Regions from separate parts of the Homo sapiens genome. Here region 2 is linked to region 1. Evidence: chromatin loops called from intact Hi-C (ENCODE). Cell type or tissue: dorsolateral prefrontal cortex. All regions are shown on one strand. Each heading gives the region's core, and the rest is flanking DNA. Links, peaks and the distances in the headings are about the cores only. Region 1 overlaps XPNPEP2 (X-prolyl aminopeptidase 2). Region 2 has its middle 22 kb from the start of UTP14A.

Region 1 (8,364 bases), core at 136-2,635:
AGACCAGCATCCCACAAGGCTCTGCGGGCAAAGGCCTCCACCATTCGCCCTGGAAGGGAAGAGAGATTGACCCCAGTCAGATGGCTTTACCGAAGACTGTCCACCTTGCCCCTTCTTGCTTCACTATCAGAGTGGTGCCTAAGAAGAGGGGCCCCTGAGAGGCCGCTAAGCATGCACTGATGCAATGATGTTGGGTTGGGATGGAGGAGGGCTGATGGATGGAGTTAGTGGTTCCCTCGCCAGACCAGCCCATCACTATCTCCAGCTTACCATACATTGTATCCATTACCTGAATTGATGCCTCTACTGTAATTTCTCCCCATCTGTCAGGGCTTTGCACTTTGACACCTAATTCCTCTAAGAATCCTCCCATAATTGCTGTGGCCCACTGATCTCTCCCACCTCTGAGCAACAGTGTTAGATTAAGAGGCAGGAAACTCAGGTTCAAGGCCTGGATCTCCCGCTAACCTTCTGTGTGACCTTGGGCAAGTCACTTTCTCTCTCTAGGCTGGATTTTCTCATCTACATAAGGGATGGGATGATGACAAAATCCTTGCCCCACCAGCCTCCCAGGGTGATGGTCTGAGTCCTGTGAAATCAGGGCCTGAGGCTGTGTCCAGACTGGTTTCTGAAACCCACCTGATGTAGCAGCGGGAAAGATGAGCCTGGACAGGTCAATATTTCCTATCAGCACACGGGTGTATGCCTCCTGATGGGGAGAGGAAGAGGTGATATGGAGGACGGGAGGAGGAGCCAGAGGAGTATCCAGCTGCTTGGCCTATGGATACACGGTGCAGGGCCCAGGCCTGGGTGTGTGTAGGCAGGGTGGGGGGAGTCTCATCGTTATGTGTGGCTGCCCGGGTTCTGGAAGATGGCCAGCAGAGGCTGAGGAGGGCCTTCCCAAAGCTGGGGCTCCATCACGTGCTTCCCTCTGGCTGGTCTATGAGGATCATTACAATATCTGCAGGAGACACTTGGTGGCGGTGAACCGAGGCTGTGACTCCCTGGGCTGAATCCTGACTTAGCCACTCACTCTGAGACCTTGGGCAGGCGACTTTAACTGCTGTGTGCCTCAGTTTCCTTATCTGCGATGGGAAGATAACAGGACCTAGCTCCTAAGGTTGTTGGGAGAGGCAGGCAGACTAATGTACAGAAGGTGCTGCCAACAGCGTGCATGCTTCACGGAAGTTTAGCACACTCATTCCTGTGGTTGTGACGGCTGCTGAGTTTTCTTAAGGCCTTTCATGAGGGTTGAGGTTTGCTGACTTGGCAGCTTAGCCTTCCTCTGTCAGCGGAGGGAGGTGGCCTGACAGTGGCCTCTTCTGGTCACTTCCAGAGGCGATGTGGTCAATCTCCATCACCACACAGGTTCACAGGCTTGTCACTTTGGGCAGGACAGCCAGAGGCAGCAGACTCCGCCGCTAAACTGTGAGCTCCTGGAGACCTGGACAGCATTTTGTTCCCCTCTCTGTGTTTCCAGCACAATGTCTGCCCCATAGTCGGCCTGCTGCATGCAGCATGACGGCAGCTCGCTGCTCCACCCCCAGGGCCCTCTGGTGCACAGAGACAATGCCCTCGCCTCTGCCCCAGCTGGCCAGCCCTCGATGTTTCCTGAACACCTCTGGCTCCTTTCCACCGCGGAGGCTTCACTTGTGCCGTTTTCCTCCACTTGGGATGCCTTTCTTTCTCCTTTCTGCTGAGTACAGGGCCAGGCACACAGGCAACAACAAAAAAATATTTGTGCACTGATTTACCAGAATAGGATGAGGCTCAGCTTGGGCTGAGGCCTTGTCAGTGGCCTGAAATATCCCCGGGGAAGCAGCAGGGAGCACTGGGTTTTCCGGCACCAGTGGTGTCACCTTGGGCAAACTACTTAACCTCTCTGAGCTTCAGTTTTAGCCTCTGAAATGGAAGGGATCTTGACTGCTTGGGTGCCCCCTTGGGGGAAGGTGGTGAGGGGAAATCTGGGCCCATGCTTACCTTCTGGAAGGCAGAGGGGGTGCCCCAGTGGACTGTTCTGGTGATGTCTGTGGTCCCGTCCCTATGGAGAAGGAAAACCAACATGCCAAATGCCTGGGGCTAGGGACTGGGGCCATGTGCTTTCTGTGTGCTTTCCACAAGTGGCAGGGCTGGGATGGGATGGGTGGACGGCGAAAGGAAGAAGACAGCTACCATAATCAAAATCCCCTCTTCAGCACCTATGTGTGAAAGGCCTCTGCAAACCTATCAAGTTAAAAGTTACTAAGTTGTCTGACAAGTGTGACTCCCCACCCTACACACTCCTCCCCCATCCCACTCATTTTGGCTGTTCTGTAGGTCTGGGTTTCCTTGGGTCCAGCTGGTTATGAAAGCAAGGCTTCTTCCAGGCTTCCTGGGAGGCAGAAAGGGGAATGTCCCCTTTTTACAGCTGGGGAAACTGAGGTCCAGAGAGATTATATTATCATAACACTCTCATATTCAGATAGTTGTCGACCATTTATAGGACACTTTTGCTGCTCCCTGGGAAGAATGGTAGAAGAGGCCTCATTATCCCCAGTTCACAGATGAGGCCATTGAGGCCATGCGGCTGTTTCCCTCTCTGAACCTCAGTGAAGCCAGGCCTAGAGCAAGCACTGCCTCTCCACACAGTCCTCTCCATGGCAAACACGGATCTGACCCAGTGACTTGCTGAGTTCCAGTTAGGTGAAGCCTCAGTCCCAAGGTCTGACTCCCAACTCCCAGCTGCAGCAGTTGCCACAGATGGCCCCTGTGATCATGCCTTGGTGAGGGAGAGGGGAGAAATGGTCCCAGGGCCCTGGGGCTTCTCCTTGGGTCATGGGGTGTGGTGACCTTCTTCTTCAGAAGGAAAGAAGAGGAAGTGAGGTGACTATTTCCCCGGCCTCACCCTACTCTGAGCACACCCCATTCCAGCAACGCCCCCACAAATTCACTTCCCCTTTGCTCATTGGCCATCTCAAGTACACACAGCATCGAACTCCTGACCAGCAAAGGCTGCTAAGCTGAGCGCCTGCTACTCTGGATCCCCTAGAGCTGTGCTAAGAACAAGCAAAGAGCCTCTGTCGTTAGCACATTCGCCATTTCCACAGGACTCCTTGCTCCTCCATCAGTTCAGTACGGCCCTTCTTTTGTCCCACCCCACGCTTCCCACACTTCCTTCCTCAATGAGAAGGGAAAATCTTTCAGGTCAGCTCAGCTCAGCTCAACTCTGGTGTGAATGATCAGTCACACGTTTGGAAGGAATGGGGTTAGCCTATTCTTTTTCTTTCTTTCTTTCTTTCTTTCTTTCTTTCTTTCTTTCTTTCTTTCTTTCTTTCTTTCTTTCTTTCTCTCTCTCTCTCTCTCTCTCTTTCTCTCTCTCCCTCTTTCTTTCTTTCTTTCTTTCTTTCTTTCTTTCTTTCTTTCTTTCTTTCTTTCTTTCTTTCTTCCTTTTATAGTCTTGCTCTTATTGCTCAGACTGGAGTGCAGTGTCACGATCTCGGCTCACTGCAACCTCCGCCTCCCGGGTTCAAGCGATTCTCCTGCCTCAGTTTCCCTTGGGAAGCATGCTCCACCACACCCGGAAAATTTTTGTATTTTTAGTAGAGATGGGGTTTCACCATGTTGCCCAGGCTGGTCTCAAGCTCCTGACCTCAGGTGATCTGCCCGCCTCGGCCTCCCAAAGTGCTGGGATTACAGGTGTGAGCCACCACGCCTGGCCAGGTTAGTCTATTCTGCACGGCTGTCATGTCTGAGCATTCAGGTTGTACACTGTACAAAGGTAGCCCATCAAAAGGGTTGCTTCTCTCATCTGCCCCCACCTCCACCCTGAACAGTGCCATGGGGAAGAGGGGGCTGAGGAGTCTGCATGACGTTGGTGGTGCGGGGGTGTCCAGGGTGTGCACTAGTGGATGAGAGTAGGGTATATGTGTTTGTGTGGCCAGGCAGGGACATTGAGTATAGTTGCTCAGACTGTGTAATAATACGTGGACTTAGAAAACATTTTACTTGAGGCTGGGCATGGTGGCTCATGTCTGTAATCCCAGCACTTTGGGAGGCTGGGGCAGGTGGATCACCTGAGGTCAGGAGTTTGAGAACAGCCTGGCCAACATGGTGAAACTCCATCTCTACTAATACATACATATATATATATGTGTGTGTGTGTGTGTGTATGTGTGTGTATATATATGTGTGTGTATATATATATGTGTGTGTGTGTGTATATATATATATATATATATATATATAGCTGGGCATGGTGGTGGACACCTGTAATCCAAGCTACTTGGGAGGCTGAGGCAGGAGAATCACTTGAACCCGGGATGCAGAGGTTGCAGTGAGCCAAGATCGCGCCACTGCACTCCAAACCTGGGCGACAGAGTGAGACTCTGTCAAGAAACAAACAAACAAACAACCCACAAAAAACAGCAACTTAAGCAAAGGGAGTCTTTTCCTAATTCCCACAGAGGTGCTGCCTGGGTCCTGCCACTATTCCAGCCTCTGTGTATTTCCCACTGTGCAGGGACCCCCATGTGTGAAAATGGGTAGGATGTTCGGGGCTCATTCCAGATCTCTCCTTTTTCAGACGAAGAATCCGTGGCCCAGGAAGGGAAAGCTTTGGCTGACTCTTGGCAGGCTCAGGAGGTCTGAGCAGAGACATCCAGGCTAGGGTGAGGTCGGGGTACATACCAGTACTGCCCCCCAGAGTCCAGCAGGTACATCTCATCTGAGGACAGCTTGCGGTTCAGCTCCTTGGTCGGGCTGAGAAGGGGAGAGAATGTTGAGAAGGGCAGCCTAACCCTGCACTGGGTCACGTGGGAGGCCTTGGTGGGAGGACCTCTGGGGCCTGGGCTTCCAGGCCAGTCCCTCTGGAGGAAGTCATTCTATCCCAAAGGGCCCTGGAAGAGAACTCAGCTTCCGTTGCTGCTGTCCTCAGCACACGTCTGTTAATCCTGCACCTGGCTGAGCCAGGCCCTGGTCCCCAGGGAGGAGAGAGAGGGTAAAGCCCAGAATATGAGAGCTGGGAGAGCCCTAGAGACCCCCCAGCTCAGCTGTCTCCTTTTCCATAAGGAGAAGCAGGCCTATGGAGGCCAAGGGGCTTGCACGAGGATGCGCGGTAAAGCGGCAAAGAGCTGGGCCTCTACCCAGATGCTCCCTCCGGCCCTTTGTCTCTAACTTCCTGCTGCCTCCGAGAGCAGAGGGCCCTGAGAAGAAGCAGAGCACAGGAAGGGAGGATACCTCCAGGGTGGGGCTGCTGAGCAAGAGGTGGTAAAGCCGAGGAGCACCCACCCTGCCACTCTAGCCCGAGTGGGTAGGAGGGGCTGGGGCAAGGCAGCCGAAGGCGTGGGAGACACCAGGGGACACCAGGGGAGGGAATTCTGGGACATGTCAGGCACTCCCTTGGAGGGCATTGACCTCTCCCTGCTGTGCCCATGCCAGGCGGAGGCAGCTGGTCAGCTTTTCATCAGGCAGGCCTGCAGGGGTTTGTTTTCTATAGGGCCAAACACCTGGCTAGCCTGTATCTTGGGCCCACCTTGGCTGGTTCAGGCTGAGTGAACAGACCTCTCTCCATGTGAACTCGTGAGCTTTAAGCATTAGCTAACATAAGCAACACATGGGAAGCCAGGGAAAAGCATCCAATGGCATCGGTGTCTTCCTTCCAGGTCCCCCAGCCTCCAGCTCTCAGGCCTTTTCATTACAAGGCAACTCCCTACTCCACACTGAGCTCCTCTCCCAGCCCCCACAGGGCTAGGGGCCTCGGACCTTCAACGTGGACTCAGGTCCCAGAACATCCCCCTCCCCTCACCCTGTTCCTCTACACACACAACAGGATGCCCCAACAGGGCCCTAGAAAATTCTTTTTCCTCAAGTACCTGTAGTGGGCCAGGGCAGCATTCAGACCACTAGCAGAGATGGTTTCAAAACTGGGTCCGGAGGAGAACTGTTCTTCTCTGGAAAGTACAAGGCAAGGCATGGTCAATGAATGGGCCCCTGGACTAGGCTGGGCCCGGGATATCTAATCAAATCCAATGAAGGTCATGGCTGCCTCTACCTCTCAACTGGACACCATTTGGCTCTCCCAGCCCTCACCTCCTGGTTCCATCTCCTCAAGCCCTGACCTGTCATTTATAGAGGAAGATCAGAGGACACACTGTAGACACACATTATTTCCTCTCCACCTCCATTTTACGGATAGGAGTGAAGAAACCCAGCTCTCTGTATCTGAAAACTCCCCCAGTCCTGGGAGAGCATCCTGTACCTCAAACCTACAATCCGGCCCTGACCTGGGCCAAGCATGCCTTCGGGAATCCTCCTCCCTACCTGGTATTCTCAAGTGGTCCAGGGGCTGACCTGGTCTGAGCCACAGCACCCCCCAGGGAGATTCAGACCGTACCTGAAGCAGACACTAGGGGACGCTATTGGGTTGTGGCCCTTCGAGTTGTCCTGCTTTCAGCGGGGCGGGAAATATCATCCAACGCCCCCTGCTCAACTCCCCGACCACCCAAGAACCTGTCACTCCTTGTTCTCCAGAGCCCTCCCCCACCCAGCACGCATATGAGGAGGATCTTCCTTTCTGCTAAGTAAGGGGACAAATTCCCCCTCCCTGCCCCCACTGCCACACTAAAAGACAGTCAGCCAAAAAGGACGGCCGTGGCTCTTCACCCTCGGAACTTGTCCACGATCTCTGCCCCCGAGAACTCATCCACTGTGCCTTTGGGCACGTTCTTCTCCAGCCAGACCAAGTACCGGATCACAGCCACAGCGTCCCGCACCTGGAGTTGGGGAAGCAGGGAAACAGAGGAGCCGGGTGAGGTCTGGTTGCAGCCACAGGCTCCAAGATGATGGAGATCAGATAGCGGCTCCAGGATGTGGAGCTTTGAAAACACTGGCTATTTGATGTCAAAGAATTCTTGTTAGTGTTTATATATGATCATAGTGTGTTCCTGTTTTTGAAAGAGTTCTGTGTTGACGGCAGAAATGACACACTATCTAGGATTTACTTTTAAAAGAATCCAGCAGCAGAGGGGGTGGTTGTGGTGGTAATGAACATGGGGTTATAGACAAGACAAGAATGGCCATGAGTCAAGGATTATTGAAGCTGGATGAAGGGACACTGGAGATTATGATGCTATTTTCTTTATCTTTGTGTGTGTTTAAAATTTCCTATGAGACAAAGTTTTTTTTAAATGAGGTGGTTTATCTTAATTTTAACAAGAATTCTTTTTTAAAAATTGAGCCATCCTCTTGCCAGTGTGAGGAAATCATTATAGCTAACACTTATTTAACACTTAGAATGTGCTAGGTGGTGCTCAGAGCAATATACATATTCATTGAATTCTCACAACAACCATATGCTGTAAGATTACTGTTATGATCCTCATTTTACAGATGGGGTAACTGAGGCCCAGAGAGGTAAAATGACTTGGTCAAGGTCACCCAGTTAGGAATTGGGTGGAGCTGTGGTTTGAACTCAAGGCACCCTAGCTCCAGGGCCTGTGCTCTAAACCACTGTACTATATTGGGGGCAAGGATATGAGGTGCATGTGGGCGCCCAGGAATAATTTGGTGTCTGCTTCTTTATTTCTTTTTCTTTCTTTCTTTCTTTTTTTTTGACCTAGTCTCGCCCAGGCTGGAGTGCAGTGGCATGATCTCAGCTCATTGCAACCTCTACTTCCCAGGTTCAAGCGATTCTCGTGCCTCAGCCTCCTGAGTAGCTGGGACTACAGGTGATCGCCACCACGCCTGGCTAATTTTTGTATTTTTAGTAGAGACAGGGCTTCACCATGTTGGCCAGGCTGCTCTCGGACTCCTGAGCTCAAGCAATCCTCTCACCTTGGCCTCCCAAAGTGCTAGGATTACAGGCGTGAGCCACCGCGCCCAGCTTGCTTCTTTGTTTCATTGAGGGTCTTCTTCAGGCTCTTCTGGAGGCCTTTCCTTTCTAACTCATTAGGCTGGATACTCCCAAAAGGCCATGTCTGCCTGAACGTGGACTTACGTGGCTGGCCTTGAGGAGGGCCTGCTCCTTGCTGTTCTTCACTGCCTTGGTCATCATCACTGGGGAGTAGGTGTCTGTCACGAGTTTCTCCTGTTGGGGGCAGGGAGGAGAAAAGGAGGTCTGGGGGCACAGGTCTGGGGGCACAGTAAAGGAGGTCTCCATGGCACAGGGGTGTTTTCAGAGGACTGGCAGGAGGACCCAGCAGACGTGAGATTTGCCACCATTTCGTGGCAATGCTCTCTACTCTGTGTGTGCTTTCTGTCTTTCCTAGTTTTCCACGTCCAGCTGAACCCTCTCTCCTTCCAGGAAGGCTTCCTTGATTGACACTGCCTTGCTTGGCAATGAACTCCCTGTCTTCGGATCCCACCAGCACTCTGGGATGGATCAGAGTC
Region 2 (13,256 bases), core at 5,046-7,545, 130 kb before region 1:
TTCAATTTTTTTTTCATCATCCCCAGCTGAATGACCTCTATAGTTTCTTATGAGGACTCAACAGTTTTTCAAATTACCATTCCCTGGTATGTAGTATATCATTTTTCTCTGGGTATTTTAAAGATTTTCTGTTAATTGTTGGTATTCAGCAGTTTGACTATAATGCACCTAGGCATTGTTTTTATCCTGCTTGAGTTCAGTTACTTCTGTTTTGTTTTGTTTTGTTTTTGTTTTGAGACTGAGTCTCGCACTATTGCCTGGGCTGGAGTGCAATGGCGCTATCTCGGCTCACTGCAACCTCCACCTCCTGGGTTCACATGATTCTCCTGCCTCAGCCTCCCAAGTAGCTGGGATTACAGGTGCCCGCCACCATGCCTGGCTGATTTTTTGTATTTTTAGTAGAGATGGGGTTTCACAGTGTTAGCCAGGATGGTCTCGATCTCCTGACCTTGTGATCCGCCCACCTCAGCCTCCCAAAGTGCTGGGATTATAGGTGTGAGCCACCGCATCCAGCCGAGTTCAGTTACTTCTTGACCCTAAACATAAATGTCTTTCACCAAATTTGGGAAATCATTTGCTATTATTTCTTCAATTTATATTTGCTCCATCCTTCCCCATTGAATTGCCTTGGCATCTTTGTTGAATATAAATTCATTATAAACATGTGGGTCTATTTACAGTGTCTCTATTCACTTTCATTCATCTATTTGTCTATTATTACACAATAACTATGCCAGGTTTTTTTTTTTTTTTTTTTTTTTTGAGATGGGGCAGGCCTTGCTATGTTGCCCAGGCTGTTCTCGAACTCCTGGCCTCAAGTGATCCTCTCACCTCTGCCTCTCAAGTAGTTGGGATTATAGGTGTGTGCCACCATGCCTTTCTATTCCACATAAATTGTAGAAACCAGGTTGTCAATTTTTATCAAAACAACCTACTGGGATTTTGATTGAAATTGATTGAATCTACAGATACACTTGAGGAGAAATGACACCTTTTTAAAAATTATTATTAATAAGACAGAGTTTCACTCTGTCACAGGCTGGAGTTCAGTGGCCCAATCTCGGCTCACTGCAACCTGTGCCTCCTGGGTTGAAGTGATTCTTGTGCCTCAGCCTCGTAAGTAGCTGGGATTACAGGCATGCACCACTGCACCTGGCTAATTTTTGTATTTTTAGTAGAGACGGGGTTTCACCATGTTGGCCAGGCTAGTCTTGTACTCCTGGCCTCAAGTGATCTGCCTGCCTTGGCCTCCCAAAGTGCTAGGATTATAGGCATAAGCCACTGCACCTGGCCTTAATTTACATCTTAATATTGAGTCTTCTGATCCATGAACGTGGTATAGTTCTCTACTTACTTAAATCTTCTTTAATTTCTCTCTATATGTTTTGTAGATTGCAATGTAGAAATTATGCACATCTTTCTTTAATTTGTCCCTAGGCATTTCATATTTTTGATGCTATTGTGAATGGTATTTTGTAAAATATCATTTCCAAAATTTTTGCTAGCATATAGGAATACAATTAATTTTTGTATATTGACTTTGTATCCTGTGATATCACTATATTCACTAGTTAATTCTGGTATTTTGTTTTTGTAGGATCCTGAGGATTTTCCATGCATTAAGTACTGTAATCCAACAGTACTTAATTTCGTTGCCGAAATTATAACAGCTTTTTCCATGCATGGAAATCCATGTCATCTATGAATACAGACAGTTTTATTTCTTCCTTTCTTATCTGTATGGCTTTCATTTCTTTTTATTGCCTTATTGCACTGGTTAGGATGTCCAAGACAATGTTGAATTGAAATGGTAAAAGCAGACATCCTTGCCTTGTTCCCATTCTTTGGGGGGAAGCCTCAATAATTTACCACTGAATATCATGTTAGCTATAAGATTTTCATAGATTCTTTTTTTATCAGATTGAGGAAGTTCTTTTTAAATTCTAGTTTGTTAAAAATTTTAAAAATATCATAAACTGGTGTGGATTTTTTCAAGTGCTTTCTCTGCATTTATTAAAATGAATATATACTTTTAAAAACTTTATTCTGTTAAAGTGGTCAATTACATTGATTGATTTCTTTAAATGTTAAGCTAACTTTGCATTCCTGGGGTAAACCTTAGTTGGTCATGATATCATTTTTATATATTTCTGGATCTAATTTCCTAATATTATAATAATGTATTGATACGTTATTATTAACCAAAGTCAGTCAGATTTTCCTAGTTTTTACCTAATCTCCTTTTTTCTATTCCAGAATTCTATCCAGGATATCACATTACATTTAGTCTCCTTAGGCTCCATTTGGTTGTGATATTTTCTCAAACCTTCCTTGTTTTCAATAACATTGATGGTTTTGAAGAGTGCTGGTCAGGTATTTTGTAGGATGCCCTTTCATTGGGATTTGCCTGTTTTCTCACGCATAGACTTGGTTGTGGGTTATGGGAGAAAGTGCCATCTCATCACATCATATCAAAGGCACATACTGAAAAAAATAAAGGCTCCTATTGTCGACATGACATCTCACTGTTGATGGGGTCTGTATTAGTCTGTTTTCACATTGCTATAAAGAACTTCCGTGAGACTGGGTAATTTATAAAGGAAAGAGGTTTAATTGACTCACAGTTCTGCATGGCTGGGGAGGCCTCAGGAAACAGAATCATGGTGGAAGGTGAAGGTGAAGCAAGAACCTTCTTCACAAGGCAGCAGGAGAGAGAAGTGCATATGAAGGAGGAACTGTGAGACACTTAAACCATCAGATCTTGTGAAAACCCACCTACTATCAAGAGAACAGCATAGGGGAAACTGTCCCCATGATCCGATCACCTCCCTCCCTCAACACGTGGGGGTTACAGGTCCCTCCCTTGACATGTGGGGATTACAATTTGAGATGAGATTTGGGTGGGGACACAGAGCCAAACCATATCAGAGTCCTTGATCACCTGGTTGAGGCAGCGTTTGTTAGGTTTTTCACTGTAAAGCTACTCTTTTTCCCCTTGTTTTCCTTATTGTACTCTTCGAGTATGTACAGCCTACACTCAAGAAGTGGAGAGTTATGGACTCCCTCCTCGAGGGCTGAATGCCTACATAAATTATTTGGGATCCTTCTGCATGTGAAATTTATTTCTCCCATATCTATTAACTTATTCAGTAATTTATTTATACCAATATGCATTCATGGGCATTTATTTTATATTTTTTGCTGTAATCCAACAGTACTTAATTTTGTTGCTGAAATTATAACAACTTTGACCATTGAGAGCTCTTTCTGTTGGTTCTTGTCTCTCTCTCTCCCTCTTTTTTTTCCCTAACAGAAATACCATTCAGAATCCTGTGTCTCTTTGGAGTACCCTCATCAATGTGGTTTTGTTTTATTTTGTTTTAGTCTGCAGGACAGAGTGAGACCGTGTCTCAAAAAAACAAAACAAAACAAAACAAAAACCACACACAAAACCGCATTGCTTTTTATATTTCAATTTCCGGTTGTTCACTGTTATTATATAGAAATGAAATTAATGTTTGTATATTGATTTCTTATCCTGTCATGTTTCTGAGGTCACTTATTAGTTCTAGTAGATTTTGGAGTTTCTAATTTTCTACATAAACAATCATGTCATCTGCAAAAAAAAAAAGTTTTACTTTTTCCTTTACAATCTTCATGGCATTCATTTTTTCCCCCTTATGTGATTGCATTGACTAGGACCTACCATACAATGTTTTAAATAGAGAGGTCGGAGTGGACATCCCTGTCTTGCTCCCCATCTTAGGAGAAGCATTCAGTCTTTCACTATTAAGTATGATTTAGCCATAGATTTTTTATTTTGGTAAATGTCCTATATCAGGTTGAGGAAATTTTCTTTCTATTCCTAGTTTGCGGAGAGTTATTAGGAATACATTTGGATTGTCAAATGCTCTTTTTGTATCTATGGAGAGATCACATGGTTTTTCTTCTTTAGTTTGTTAATATGTGAATTGCATTGATTGGGTTTCTAATGTTGAACCAAGTTTACATTCCTGGGATAAACCCCACTTGGTCATGATATATCATCCTTTTTATATATTGTTGAATTTGATTTGCTCAACTTTTGTTTAGAATTTATTTTTGTTTAGAATTTTTTTAACAGTTTTGTTGAAATACAATTCACATATCATACACTTCATTCATTTAAGGTGTACAATGTTTTTAAATGTAGTCACATGGTTGTGCAACCATCACCAAAATCAATTTTAGAACATTTTGTCCCCACTAAAAGAACCTCTGTACCAATTAGCTGTCCCTCCCCCATCTCCCCACCTCCAGCCATAAACAACCACTAATTTATTTTTCCTCTTTATAGATTGCCTGTTATTATAGATATTTCATATGAATGGAATCATAGTAAGTGGTATATTTCTTTTTTCTTTTCTTTTCTTTTTTTTTTTTTTGAGATGGATTCTCGCTCTGTTACCCAGGCTGGAGTGCAGTGGCATGATCACGGCTCACTGCAACCTCCGCCTCCCGGGCTCAAGCAATTTGCCTCCCTCAGCCTCCTGAGTACCTGGGATTATAGGTGCATGCCACCGTGCCCAGTTAATTTTTGTATTTTTAGTAGAGATGGGTTTTCACCATGTTGACCAGGCTGGTCTTGAACTCCTGGCCTCAAGTGATCCACCTGCCTTGGCCTCCCAAAGTGCTAGGATTACAGGTGTGAGCCACTGTGCTTAGCCTCAAAATTCTTTTTAATTTTTCCATTTGATATCTTCCTTGACCCAAGGGTTGTTTAGCAATATGTTATTTAATTTACAAATATTTCAATATTTACCACAAGTCTTTCTGTTATTGACTTTTAATTTAATTCAGTTGTGGTTAGAGAAAATGCTTTTTATTACTGGAATCCTTTACAGTCTATTGAGACTTGTTTTATGGCTCAAAGTATGGCGTATATTGGTAAATGGTCTATGTGCTTTTGAAAAATATGTATATTCTGTTGTGGTTGGTTGGAGTGTTCTATAAATGCCAATTAGGTGAAGTTGGTCAATATGTTGAGTTGGTATGACCCTCAGTCATATAGTCACAAGGAAGTAAAATCTGCCAACTGGGAGCCTGGAATGAGCCTGGAAATTATTCTTTCCTAGTTGAGTTTCCCCAGGAGAACAAAGCTATCAGCTAATACCTTGATTACAGCCTCCTTAGATTATGAGCAGGGGACTTAGCTAAGCTGTTCCAAGACTTCTGATCCATGTAAACTGAGAGATAATAAATATATGTTGTTTTAAGTTGCTAAGCTTGTGAGAATTTGTTATGCAGCAATACAAAACTAATACAGATGCATAAACATTTAAGATTATTAAGTCCTCTTGATGAATCGATCATGTTATCATTATAAAATAACCATTTTTATTTCTAGTAATATTCTTTCCTCTGAAGTCCACTTTGATATTAATATAGCTCCTAGAGCTTTCTTTTGATTGGTGTTAACATGACATGTCTTTTTTTCATGCTTTTTACTTTTTCCCTATTTGTGGCTTCATGTTAAAATTTGTTTCTTTCTTTCTTTTTTTTTTGACAGGGTTTCACTTTGTCACCAAGGCTAAGTGCAGTGGCATGATCATAGCTCACTGTAACCTTGAACTCCAGCAATCAAGCTATCCTTCTGCCTCTGTCCCCCGAAGTAGCTGGGACTATAGGCGCACCCCACCATGCCCGGCTAATTTTTCTTTTCTTTTCTTTTCTTTCTTTTTTTTTTTTTTTTTGTACATACAGGGTTTCACCACGTTGGCCAGGCTGGTCTCAACTCCTGAGCTCAAGCGATCTGCCCACCTTGGCTTCCCAAATTGCTGGGATTACAGGTGTAAACCATTGCACTTGGCTGTGTGCTTCTTATAGATAGTATATAGTTGGTTTTTACTTTTTTATCCAAGCTGATAATCTTTGCTTTTGATTGGAGTATTTAGGCCATTTTAATTTAATGTGATTATTTATATGATTAAGTTTATTTATTTTTTTATTTATTTTGAGGCAGGGTCTTGCTCTGTTGCTCAGGCTGGAGTGCAGTGTTGCAATCATAGCTCACTGCAGCCTCAGACTCCTGGGCCCCAGCAAACCTTTCACCTCAGCTTCCCAAGTAGCTGGGACTACAGGTGAGTGCCACCATGCCCAGCTAATTTTTAAATTTTTTGTAGGGATGGAGTCTGGCTCTGTTGCCCAGGCTGGTCTTGAACTCCTGGGCTCAAGCAATCCTCTGCCTCCGCCTGCCAAAGTGCTGGGATTATAGGTGTGAGCCTTGCCCAGCCTATGATTAAGTTTAAATGTATTATTTTTGTGATTGTTTTATATTTTCCCCACCTGTTGTGTTCCTTTTCTCTTTTCCTGCCTTTTTTTTTTGTATTGCATATTTGAGTATTTTTTATTATTCTATTTTATCTCCTTTTTTTCTTTTCTTTTTCTTTTTCTTTTTCTTTTCTTTTCTTTTTTTTTTTTTTTTTTTTTTTTTTTGAGACAGAGTCTTGCTCTGTCACCCAGGCTGGAGTGCAGTGGCACGATCTCAGCTCACTGCAACCTATTCCCCTCTGGGTTCAAGTGATTCTCGTGCCTCAGCCTCCTGAGTATCTGGGACTACAGGCGTGCGCTACCATGCCGGGGTAATTTTTGTATTTTTAGTAGAGATGGGATTTCGACATGTTGGCCAGGCTGGTCTCAAACTCCTGACCTCAAATGATCTGCCCACCTGGGCCTTGGAAAGTGCTGGGATTACAGGCATGAGCCAACGTGCCCGGCCTATCTCCATTTTTGATGGAGATAAAATAGATTTTGCCTGGCGCAGTGATGCGTGCCTGTGAGGCTGAGGCAGGAGGATAGCTTGACTCCAGGAGTTTGAGGCTATAGTACACTATGATTGTGCCTGTGAACTGTACTCCAGCCTGGGCAACGTAGTGAGACCCTGTCTCTAAAAATATTGTTTTTTTAGTGGAGATAAAATAGAATCAGAAAAAATACAAAAGGATTCCACTTACATGTGGTAATTAGAGTAGCCAAATTTATAGAGACAGAAAGTAGAATGGTGGTTTCCAGGAGCTGGGAGCAGAGGGAATGGAGAGTTACTGTTTGGTGGGTACAGAGTTTCAGTATGGGAAGATGAAAAACTCTGGAGATGGATGGTGGTGATGCTTGCACAACAATGTAAATGTTCTTAATGTCCCTGAACTATACACTTATAAATAGTTAAAAAGGTAGATTTTATGTTACATATGTTTCACCACATTTTTTAAAAATCCTCAACAAAATCAGAATAGAAGGTAAATTTCTCAAACTGATAAAGGGCACGAGAAAAGTCTACAGCTCACATCATAACATCATCATAACATCGCCGGTGAAAGTGAACACTTTCTTCCTAAGACTGGAAACAACTCAAGGATGTCTACTCTTGCCACTTGTGTTAAACACTGTCCTGGACATTCGAAACCAGTGCAATCAGAAAAGAAAGAAATAAAAGCCATTCAAGTTGGAAAGAAAGAAGTAAAACCAGCATTCTTTTCAGATGACGATCTTTAATGTAAAAAGTCAGATGGAATCTACAAAAAGGCATCTAGGCTAATAAGTGAGTTTATCAAGCATATAAGGTAAAAGTTAAATATAATAAATTAGGTATCTATATACTATCAGTGAAAATGTGAAAATGAGGTTAGGGAGACTGTTCTATTCACAGCAACATCAGACGGAATAAAATACTTAGAAATAAATTTAGCAAAAAATGTAGATATACACAAAATCTATAAAACATTGCTCAGGGAAATAAGAGATCTACGTAAATGGAGAGAAATTCCATCTTCATGAATTGTAAGACCCAATATTGCCAAGATGACAGTTTTCACCAAATTGATCTATAAATTAAACGAAATCCCAGCCAGGCATGGTGGTGCATGCCTGTAGTCCCAGCTACTCCAGAGGCTGAGGTGGGAGGATGGCTTGAGCCCAGGAGTTTGAGGCTGCAGTGAGCCATGATCATGCCACTGCACTCCAGCCTAGATGACAGAGTGAGACCACATCTCTAAAACTGAAAATAAAAAAATAAAAATTAAGCAAAATCCCTGTAAAGATCCTAGCAAGCATTCCTTTTTTTTTTGTAGAAATTGGCAAACTGCTCCTAAAATATGTACAGGATATGGACATACAAAGGACCCAGAATAACCAATTTTGAAAAGGAGCCAATGGGAGAATTTTCATTTCCATCTTTCAAACTTACTATATATATAACTCACAGTAATCAAGACAGTGAGATACTGACATGAGGATAGAAATATAATGGAGAGTCCATAAATTAATCCTTATATTATGGTCAGCTGATGGCTGACAAAGGTGCCAAGATAATTCAATGTGCAAATAACAGTCTTTTCAACAAATGGTGCTAGGATAACTGTGTTCCCACCAGTGATAAGTAAGTGATAAGTATGTGAGGTAACAGATATGTTAGTTACCTTGATTTAATCATTTCACAATGTATACATCTATCAAAACATCCTGTTGTATACCATGAATATGTACCATTTTTGTCAATTATAATATAATCAATTTTAAATTAATTAAAATGTTAACCTGAGTGCTGCTCTGAAGGAATTAATTTTCCAGATATAATTTAAGTCATGAGTCAGTTAACCTTAGTATATGGAGATTATAGGACTGACCTAGTCAGGTGAACCCTTTAAATGCAGAGAATTTTCTCTGGCTAGTACCAGAAGAGGTCATCAGAGATTCAAAGCACAAAAAGGATTTGATGCTCTATTGTTTATTTGATGGTAGTGGGGATCACTGTATCAAGGAAATGGAGAGTTCAGTTTTACAGCTTCATGGAACTGCATTTCTGTCAATAACTTGAATGAACTTGGAAGCAGATTCTGTTTTATGTTTGCAGGTAGATTCTTCCCTTGAACTTCCAGATGAGAGCCCAGCATGGCCAACATCTTGATTTTGGCTTTTTGAAACCTTAAGTAGAGAACCTGCTTGGTCTTATGACCTAGAGAGCTGTGAGATAATAAATGGGTATTGTTTTAAGCTACTAAATTTGTGATAATTTGTTACACAGCAATAGAAAACTAATACATTGGTATAGCCGGCTCACTCATGGTTATTGCATGGTATATTATTTTCCATCCTTTCAACCTATTTGTAGTATATATTGAATCTGAAGTTTCTGCTCTAGACAGCATATAGTTAGATCCTGTTTTTAAATTCAGTCTGATAATCCTTTACTTTTTTTTTGAGACAGGATCTCACTTTGTCGCCCAGGCTGGAGTGCAGTGGCGTGAACATGGCTCACTGCAGCCTCGACCTCCCTGGCTCAAGCGATCCTCCTGCCTCAGCCACAGAAGTAGCTGGAACTAAAGGCATGCGCCACCACGCATGGTTAATTTTTTTGTATTTTTTTTTTTGTAGAGACAGCGTTTTGCTATGTTGCCCAGCCTGGTCTCAAACTCCTGAGCTCAAGCGATCTGCCTTGGTTTCCCAAAGTGCTGGGATTACAGGCATAAGCCACCATGCCACCACACCCAGTCTATCCCTTACTTTTGAGTGTAGTACTTATTTCATTTACATTTACTATAATACTGATTGTAATATAAGTAATATAATTATTATTTTGGAGAGAAAAACATGCAAAATTGTTTTCCCAACAGACAAGACAGCATCAGCAGGTACAACTACAGGGGATTCTCCATAGATCGTACACTCACAAAGCATCATTAGTTCAACAGTGGAAAAACCACTGCTGTGTTCTCTGTAGCATATCCACTTAGCGTAAAGAGGTACTATTATTGTGTTCACTTACAATTCCAGAAGGAAAGGCACAACTGGACAAAAAACATTTTGTATCCTAAAGTCAGGTGCAGTAACTAAGAGACAAAACTTTGGGTAACAGTCTTGATGCACATTTCAGTAAGGGCTTTTTACTTAGAGGGGAATGATTTCTCCACCCACAAGTTAGGTTTAATTGTTAGAGCAACATTTCATTGTTTGCTCAGTATTATTACATATACAAAAGGGGATTTGAAAAAAGGAATCACGAAAACATCTTACATGTCCAGCTGTTCCCACCAATACATCAACTCTTATGAAGCAGGAGAATAGGGTCTGGAGGCAGGGAACCCAAGTCCGGTTCATGCTGACTTCCTAGAACTAAATTGAAAGGGAAACCCCAACTTTCCACACCTAAATAACAAAAGGACCAGAGACTATTCCCTCTGCAAACCTCCACCTTTTCTGCCTGGCAGATGGGAAATTGAAAGTACCTCTGACCGGTTGCAAAAACCAATCACAGGTTTGCATAAGAGTGTAATTTTGTAACTTCGAAATTGGTTGCAGACAGCAACAAATCAGAGTGATTGTGGGCCACCACTTCATTTACATGAGGTGAACACCAAGTGGCCAATGGGAATGGGAAACCTCTAGGGGGTATTTGGACCCAAGAAGATTCTGTATCTGGGCCCTTGAGCCGCTGCTCAGGTCCGCTCCCACACTGTGGAGTATACTTCCATTTTCAATAAATCTGCTTTTGTTGCTTCATTCTTTCCTTGCTTTGTCTGTTTTGTCCAATACGACAAGAACCTGGACACCCTCCACCAGTAACACTTAGGTTTAAGACAGCAGCCAGGCATGGTGGCTTACACCTGTAAACCCAGCACTTTGGGAGGACAAGGCCAGTGGATCACCTGAGGTCAGGAGTTTGAAACCAGCCTGGCCAACATAGAGAAACCCCATCTGTACTAAAAATACAAAAAATTAGCCGGGCATGGTGGCACATGCCTGTAGTCTCAGCTACTTGGGAGGCTGAGGCAGGAGAATCCCTTGAACCTGGGAAGCGGAGGTTGCAGTGAGCTGAGATTGTGCCACTGTACTCCAGCCTGGGTGACAGAGTGAGACTCCGTCTCAAAAACAAACAAACAAACAAACAAAAAGACAGGGCCTGGGAATACTTCAGTGGTCATAAAATAGGAAAATAGACACTATGGCTACAAAAAAAGTGAAATATTTAAACTAAAGCTTTCATACCCAGGATTTGCCTGTTCCAACTTTGTAGCCTTCATGCAATACTCAGGGCAAAAAATCTGCATAATTACTTGGCATAAGTTGCACCAACTATATTTTTTAAAAATTAGTATGTGACCCTGTGAAAGGAAACACTCCTTCCCATGAGTTTCTCCTCTGGAATGAAAATCCAGTTCTTCAACAGAGTGGGCACTGGTGAACTAAATTAAGTCACCTGAGATTCCTTGCTCAGTGGCCCACCTCTTCTGGTGTTCAGGAAGGCAAAGGGAAGTGTGTGGAATACATTTGAACTCTTGTGGCTGCAACTGAGCTGTTTTTTAAATAAGCAGACATTGACTCCCTAACAACTAACATAAGTCCATTTGAGGACATCCTATTTAAAGTTCTAAAGTTAAAGGAGTCCAGACACAGTGGCTCACCCCTGTAATCCAGCACTTTGGGAGGCTGAGGTGGGGCAAATCACTTGAGTCCAGGAGTTTGAGACCAGCCTGGCCAACATGGTGAAACTGAAACCCCGTCTCTACTAAAAATACAAAAATTAGCTGGGTGTGGTGGTGGGTACCTGTAATCCCAGCTACTTGGGAGGCTGAGGCAGGAGAATCCCTTGACCCCCAGAGGTGGAAGTTGCAGTGAGCCGAGATTGCGCCCTTGCACTCCAGCCTCCTGGGTGACAGCGAGACTCCATCTAGAAAACAAAAAAAGTTGGAGGAATTAGGCCAGGTGCGGTGGCTCACGCCTGTAATCCCAGCACTTTGGGAGGCCGAGGCAGGTGGATCACGAGGTCAGGAGATCGAGACCATCTTGGCTAACACGGTGAAACCCCCTCTCTACTAAAAAAATACAAAAAAATTAGCCGGGCGCCTGTGGTCCCAGCTACTGGGGAGGCTGAGGCAGGAGAATGGCGTGAACCTGGGAGGCGGAGCTTGCAGTGAGCTGAGATAGCGCCACTGCACTCCCGCCTGGGTGAAAAGAGCGAGACTCCGTCTTAAAAAAAAAAAAATGTTGGAGGAATTTGTAATTCTATAATCTTTTTTTTTGCTTTATTTTTGAAAGTACTTTCAAAAAACAAAAGATGGGTACAGGGTTAGGAGACATACAAAACAGGTTCCTAAATAGATGATAACCTTGTCCATTTACTTGCAGACAGTTATCATGGAAGTATACAGTACTCCTCCTCACCCCATTAATCTAAGTAGTTGTCTTTTCCACTGTGGTTCAATAAGTTCAAACTGTTCCACCTTGAAATAGGCGACAGTCTTGGGAAGTAGTTACTGTAGGCTGTACAGAATTTCTATGTATATAGTTTGTTGGAAGTAACAAAGCTACTTTCAAGACTTGCTTCTTTCCAAAATTAAAAAATAATTATAGTCTGTATTTGTTTTGGTATAGATATTTTCTTTTTTTGATTTTTTTGTTTTTATGTTTTGCAAAGCAGCATAACAATTGTGATTGTAGAACTGCCTGAGATTGCCATCTGTAAACATCATTTGCATATCAGTAAGAATAAGGAAAACGGGAGGAGGAGATGGGTTTTTTTTTTAAAAAAAAGAAAACAAATAATCCCATTAAAAAGTGGGCAAAGGACATGAATAGACATTTCTCAAAAGAAGACAAGTGGCCAACGGACATGAAAAAATGCTCAACATCGCTAATCATCAGAGATGTGCAAATTAAAACCACAATGATAAACCATCTTACACTAGTCAGATGGCTATTATTAAAAAGAGAAAAACTAACAGATGTTAGTGAGGATGGGGAGAAAAGGGAATGAACTCTTATACACTGTTGGTGGGAATGTAAATTAGTGTAACCTCTATGGAAAACTGTATGGAGATTTCTCAAAGAACGAAAAATGCAACTACTTTCCATCCAGCAATCCCACTACCGGGTATCTACCCAAAGAAAAATAAATCATTATATCAAAAAGACACCTGCAATAGTATGTTTATCACAGCACTATTCACAATAGCGAAGATAAGGAATCAACCTAAGTGTCCATCAACGGAGGATTAGATAAAGAAACTGTGGTATGTATACATCATGGAATACTATGCAGCCATAAAAAAATGCAATCATGTCTTTTGCAGCAACATGGATGGAACTGGAGGCCATTAACTTTGGTGAAACAAGCCAGGCACAGAAAGACAAATATCACATGTTCTCACTTATAAGTGGGAGCTAAATAAAGTGTACACACGGAGGTAGTGTGTGGAATGATAGACAACAGAGACTTGGAAGGG

Evidence for each region. Hi-C counts contacts between places; a loop is a spot of excess contacts. Peaks named below come from ENCODE experiments on the same cell type or tissue, not always from the same donor. Only the 100,000 strongest peaks of a DNase experiment are listed, where the experiment ranks them.
Region 2: a loop joins it to region 1, with 2.4 times the contacts of the local background. A loop is called at or near these places in 2 of 110 quality-filtered maps.

What each region holds. Positions count from the first base shown.
Region 1 is chrX:129,752,857-129,761,220 of GRCh38, reverse strand. It overlaps XPNPEP2 (X-prolyl aminopeptidase 2), which reads right to left. Exons shown (of 21, transcript NM_003399.6): 11 at 7,973-8,062; 12 at 6,640-6,749; 13 at 5,850-5,927; 14 at 4,666-4,737; 15 at 1,981-2,041; 16 at 640-709; 17 at 1-49. Among named protein-coding and RNA genes, the nearest start is that of XPNPEP2, 18 kb to the right of the region's middle. RefSeq lists enhancers at 1,094-1,173, 1,194-1,243, 4,837-5,336. In dorsolateral prefrontal cortex, for the core only: a CTCF peak has its summit at 1,319 (motif pointing left); a DNase peak (open chromatin) is centred at 1,330; H3K4me3 peaks cover 297 bases; H3K27ac peaks cover 1,232 bases; H3K27me3 peaks cover 2,416 bases.
Region 2 is chrX:129,878,034-129,891,289 of GRCh38, reverse strand. No RefSeq gene overlaps it. Among named protein-coding and RNA genes, the nearest start is that of UTP14A, 22 kb to the left of the region's middle. In dorsolateral prefrontal cortex, for the core only: no CTCF peak of the experiment used is centred there; no DNase peak of the experiment used is centred there; H3K27me3 peaks cover 1,440 bases.